Linked DNA regions of Homo sapiens: region 2 is linked to region 1. A link is a loop called in an ENCODE intact Hi-C map of the cell type or tissue named here. Cell type or tissue: PC-3. All regions are shown on one strand. Each heading gives the region's core, and the rest is flanking DNA. Links, peaks and the distances in the headings are about the cores only. Region 1 overlaps EPM2A (EPM2A glucan phosphatase, laforin). Region 2 has its middle 34 kb from the start of TRQ-TTG4-1.

Region 1 (2,924 bases), core at 103-2,602:
TATTCAGCTGATTAATCTATGTGTTCATTGGGCTAATACTGTGAGCCACAGACATTGGTCTATTGGTAAAAAGTTCCCCTGCCACTCAGAAGTGGTTATTAACCCTTAGATTACACCCCCAGGTTAGGCCAAGCCAAAGAAATCCATTAGTCGGTCTTACAGCTGGGCCTTTATCACGTGGAAGCTTGCATTTTGCAGCTCAAATGCCACTGCACTGTCTCAGCCTGAAAGAAGCTATGCTACTGCACTAACAGTTACGACTGTGACCTGGTAACCCACTGACCGCAAAAAAGGTTCGTGAACACAACTACAATGGGTCCTTGGGGATACAGTTTTCCCTCAGGCTTCTGCAGAGTCCCAAACTATCAAGCAAATTACTATCTGTCAGCAGAGCCTTCAGGTAATCAGTGTGTGGGTTGGGATGGGATGGCGGGGGATGCGTGGCACAGTTGGCAGCCTAACTTCTCCCAGCCTCGTCTCACATCATTCTCCAACAGGATAACAATGCTGTCAAATCAGATTCAGAGATGCTAACATCAAAATGCTCTCTGGAAGCTACAGTCCTTCAAATCCTAACTATCTTCTCTGTTTTGAAACCAGGAAAACCAGCTGGACAAGGTAAATATCACCTGGATTCAACCAATGTGCATCTTCGCAAATGAAGTTTTTCTTTTTTTCTTCCTTGAAGAAGGGCAGAGCTCTTACAGCTAAATCATGCTTCCTTAGGTCAGGTTACCAAGAGGAATAACCAGACTGTCAGCAGCTCTCTCCACCTTCAGGAACAAACATTATACCCCATCCCCAATGGCAATTCAGCTCAGACACAGATCAACAAAGGGGCCCAGCCTGGCCAGGAGGACCACCTGAGATCCATAAAGGGCTGAGGTGGGCAAGGTCCAGAAACGTAGATTTCCTGTGGTCCTCATGGTTTTTTATCTTGCAGACCATTCACTCTTGGGGAGACAAGCTACTTCCCTTGCAATTTGTAGGCTCTGCCTAACTCCAGATGATCATGAACATAAGGGGTTGAAATTGCATGGGTCTGAAGAACCTGCCTGAAGCGTCTGTGTAAGAATGCAGGGAGAAGCTTCATAGCTGGTAAAGTTGCTGTCTGGAGCAATGTTCTGGGTCCGACTGCCAGCCTTGAAATTCAGAATGGGCCTCTTTTTAGTTCTATGACATGGGCAATAACTTTTTCATGCCTCAGCCTCTTCGTCTGCAAAATAGAGACAGCTACAATATCTGCCTGGAGTCTTATTATGAGAATTAAATAAGCTAATTCTTGTAAATTGCTTAGGAGAGTGTTTTGTACATAATATACATTTGGGGGAAGAGGGCTAAAGATAGAAACGTCTCTGAGCTGGATATCACTGTCCTTTCCCCAGCAGAGGAGGTCATCAAACTCCTTAGCCTCTCCCATTTCTGAAGCTCTCTGCTGCCCCCTGCTGACAGCTGCTTGATACTATCGGTGTAACTTGGTTCTCTCCTCTGCCGACTGTAGTTATCTCTACTCCTCTTCGACAAGTACCCTATTCTACAACCAGGCTAAAATCCCTATCATTCCTCTAAAATTCCATGCTTCTGTGCCATAGCCTGTGCTGCTGCTTCCCCCTAGCATGCCCTTTCTCCCTCCACATCTACCTATCAAAGCCATGCCCACCTCAAGTGCCATGGCATTCACGCAGCCTCCCTTTGTCGCTCCCCAGAATGTGCTCTTCCCATGCATAACCCTCCTCCAGCACGGTCCTCACTCCTCTCTTACCCATTCCCCTCTGTGCTGTAATTAGTGTCGAACTCGTCTTACTGTACAACTGCTTCTTCCTGCTATAGGATAGCGTCTAAAGTCCTTTTTGTCGCTCAAATCCTGCAGGATCATCTTTCCTCGTTCTCTGATCCAAGCCACATTGGTCTTTCAGTTTTTGCAACACTCTGTGCTCTCTCCTGCCACAAGGATTCTTCTAAGCTGCTGCTTCTGCCTGGGTCACTCCCTCCACTCACTCTTCCTCCAGCCCACCCTCAGATCTTAGCCCAAACACTACTTTCCAAGAAAACCCTCTTTGACCCCACTTCTTGGCCTGATTACCTGTACATAATCTCATAGCAATATCTATATATTTTCTAACAAAAAATTCATCATAGTTTTAAACTTCTATTTTTAGTCATTTGATTAACATTTGCCATCCCTATAGGACAATGCGCTCCGTGGGGGCAGAAGTTGTGCCTGTCTTTCTTTACTGCTGTGTTCCTAGCTACTAGCATAATGCCGCATACCCAGTACATACACAATAAATATGTGTTGAATGAATAAACAAAGAAGCCACATTAAACAGAATCTTAGCCACAGTGTCAAAACATATGTATTATATATATTAAATCTAAAATCTTATATTTATTCCATTTCTACCATTCATTTTTAAGATATTAAATTATAGATAGACAGACAGACAGCAAGGGTTTCTCTGAAATACAGCAAGGAGGCAGAACAGTTCTGATCCTTACCTTCGGTGCTCATATCTGGTGTTGGCATCCAGATGTAGGCCAAGCCTTCTTCCCTATATAGTTTAATCATAGTGTCTGGAGTCATGGGCTCTGGGTAGCGGTTACAGCCTGAGGAATTCTGTACAATATCCCATTCAGTCTGGAAATTCATTACAGCTGTAATCCCCAATTCATGCTTCAGTTTGATGGTTACATGTTCCACCTGACGAGGGCAGCTACCCAGCCAGATATTTGGTAGAATTCTAATGAGAACATATGGAGACAACTATCACTAGTGTTGTTCTGATTTGAGGTTTAAGGAGCTGCATAAAACATGTAGTATTAAAATATAACTAACCTTTAAGTCTGGCACAGGAAAAGCTAGATATTTTAGAATATGAACACCAATGTTATTATTGAAAGAAAAAGTACTGGTGTTGCTGCTT
Region 2 (2,924 bases), core at 223-2,722, 490 kb before region 1:
ATAAGTTTATTGAATAGATTTGAACATAATGATTAAGAGCGTAAATCAAGAGAACAAAATTTGTTTTTTATCAGAAGTGAGATCTTGGGCAAGCTGTGTAATCCCTCTAAGCCTTATTTCCTCACCTGTAAAATGTGGGATAACAGTAATTGTTATTATTTATTTTCTGTAGGGTATATGCTAGTGCTTTCTTACATTAATGCTTACTCTTCAGGATTTATTTTAAGCAGTGTTCTATAACAGCCTTAGCATCTTGTCAGCACATAGAATCCCTTTATCCACATAATATTGATTGCATTAAAAATTAGAATCAATAATTCTATTCAGTATATTTGCTGTTCCTTAAAATATAGCAAGTCATGCAATATGTAATCAATATATTCTTGTTCTACTTTCACACTCATCTCTCCAATCTGTCAGATTGAACCACAGTATAGTAGAAGAAGGATGAAGTAAAGTGAGCAAAATCCTTATGTCTAGTCCCTGAAGAGTGCCCACATGCAAGACAGCAAGACCTCAGTGTCTGGGAACTGTCTATATCTGTCATTCTGACCACATGTCACCTCTGCTGGCTGTCCTTTCATTCTCCAGTGCTCAGCCTCTTCACTTACACTGTTTCCATCTGCTTTCTCACCTCCTGCAGACTAGCTGCAGCTTGAAAATCCCATCTCCCTCAACTATGCTTATTCTCTCTCTAAGGGGCCTTACATGACATCAGAAATACTTAATGATACAGTCTGAGTCATACACATTTGGATTACTGTACCCTCATTTTAGCTTGCCCAACAGTACTAAGTGAATATTCTTTTTGTAATTATAAGACTATGAGTGATTCTGGGCCCCTTCTAAAAAAAGAAGTCACACTCTAAGATAACTTGCCATCGTGAATCTGCATCTAAGCTTTGCCATCACTTTTAATGCAAGTGTTTCAAGAAGGATGACAGGTAGATAAGTAGGCAGACAGAGAGACAGCCATAGACCCAGATCTGGACCTGTGCAGGTGTAGATATATGGTATAGATCCTAAATATAGTCATGGTTAAAGACAGAGCTCTAGAGTATCTCCTGCCTCATCTGTCCCTGGCTAACTGGGGTGATGAAGGCTGCTGTATGAACCCAGGAAGGGTGGTGGGGGTGTTCCCTTTAACATAGCCCAGCAGTGGTAGTCTTCTGAACATAGGCACAGAAACATTTCCATCAGCTTACACAGTTCTTTAGACTCACAAGAAACTGAGTTTATTGTTAAGAATGCCAATTTATTACTCTAATTGTAGCTAAAGCTAGGAATGAGGATGGATCAGCCACATGCAGAGGGCATATGAGTGATCATATACAAGTTCATGGTAAGGAAAACACCCAGAGAATGTTTGCCATAAAAATACTTGCACCATATCGATATAGCCTGGGGTAATTTCCCTTTGTACTTTAAGGATATTTATATCTCAAGGGCATTTTGGTTCAACATGGGGCAACTCTGATGAGTCATTGTAGCTGCAGGGCACCCAGTGCGGTCAGACAAGGCTGTCATTGCACTTGCATCACAGCTCAAGATTTTCTTCTGCTCCACCTGGCTCTCATGTGAACAAGAGCTGGCCCTTGTGTATTACATTTGCATTTCCTGTATACCTATCTTGGCTGCTCTATTCACTACCTTTTTATACCTATCCATTCTTTTTCTCTTTTTTTCTAAAGTTTTGTTCCCTTTGAAGACTCTTGCTCTTAAAACAAGGAGTATCCAAATTCATCACTTAAAAGTCAATCTTCCTACAGGTTTCATCATGGAATTTTTGAATCTATTCTGATTGCACTAGTTATCCTTTAGTGAAACTATTTTTATTTCACAGACTTAGAGTCTCTCGAACTTGGTATGCAACTCTGGGCAAAAGCATTTGAATGTGTGTTTTTCATTTTGATTAAGAAATGAGAGCACTTTGAAGATACATCCATGATGCTGGCTACCCGTAAAGAAAATAAACTGAGTGTCAATGGAACAGACAGAGAATCAGAGAACAAAAGAAAGTCAAGAGATTTACCCAAGGTCAGTGAGCACATTTGTTATAGAGCTGAGAATAGATGTCACCTACCTCCTTGGCCAGTGTCCTGTACAACAGATCCTCTGGTCAATATTTCTTTTTGTGCCATGAAGGGCAGTAGACAAACCTCTTTAGTATAACAAATGTGAGTCCTGGTGCCTTGGCTTTTTACTTGAATTTACTTCTATCCTTAAAATCTTCTCTTCAGTGCATTCTCAGGAGTACTGTAGTTTTAAGTTTTTTTTTCTATTTAAACATATATATTTAAGTACTACATGTGTAAATATATAGTTTAAGAAAATTGAGACATATCATTTTACAGATTAGTTACATGTATTAATATGAAAATTCATGCAATTTCTATCCTATCTTCAAGGTACAGTTCAAATACTGAATAATTTTTGTTATTCTTACTCCAACATACCAAAATTAATTATTCTGTCTCCTATAATCCTATATTTATTATTATACTTATTTTAATTACCTGTGCCTTTATCTGGTTTCTTTAGATGCAGATAATTTTTCTTATCCCTATTGGGATCCCTCATCCTTAGTAGTTTCTGGCATGTAGTATGAATTTAATAAATGCTAAGAGAAAATATGTTTATATACACCTTCAATGATTTTTCCCCCTAGATTCCATTGTACTTTCAAGAAGCATCATAGTAGATATGATGCAGACCCAACAATGTAACCCATAATAAATACCACACTTAGGGCTTTCCAGTGCTTACTTTATACGGCATTTTGCTCTTGCAACTGTGCAGCAAGGAAAGAAAAATCTCCTGCCTCTGCCAGTGGTAGGGTAGGGAGAGGGGGGAGCTGGCAGAGTGGAAGGGAGAAGCCTCTATGTTTTGACTATTTCTTTAAACACATGGGTAGAATCATTGAT

Evidence for each region. Peaks named below come from ENCODE experiments on the same cell type or tissue, not always from the same donor. Only the 100,000 strongest peaks of a DNase experiment are listed, where the experiment ranks them.
Region 2: a loop joins it to region 1, with 2.7 times the contacts of the local background. A loop is called at or near these places in 4 of 110 quality-filtered maps.

Annotation. Positions count from the first base shown.
Region 1 is chr6:145,632,746-145,635,669 of GRCh38, forward strand. It overlaps EPM2A (EPM2A glucan phosphatase, laforin), which reads right to left. Exons shown (of 4, transcript NM_005670.4): 3 at 2,500-2,741. Among named protein-coding and RNA genes, the nearest start is that of EPM2A-DT, 100 kb to the right of the region's middle. In PC-3, for the core only: CTCF peaks have their summits at 1,445 (motif pointing left) and 1,645; a DNase peak (open chromatin) is centred at 1,436.
Region 2 is chr6:145,147,106-145,150,029 of GRCh38, forward strand. No RefSeq gene overlaps it. Among named protein-coding and RNA genes, the nearest start is that of TRQ-TTG4-1, 34 kb to the right of the region's middle. In PC-3, for the core only: no CTCF peak of the experiment used is centred there; a DNase peak (open chromatin) is centred at 1,486; H3K27ac peaks cover 981 bases.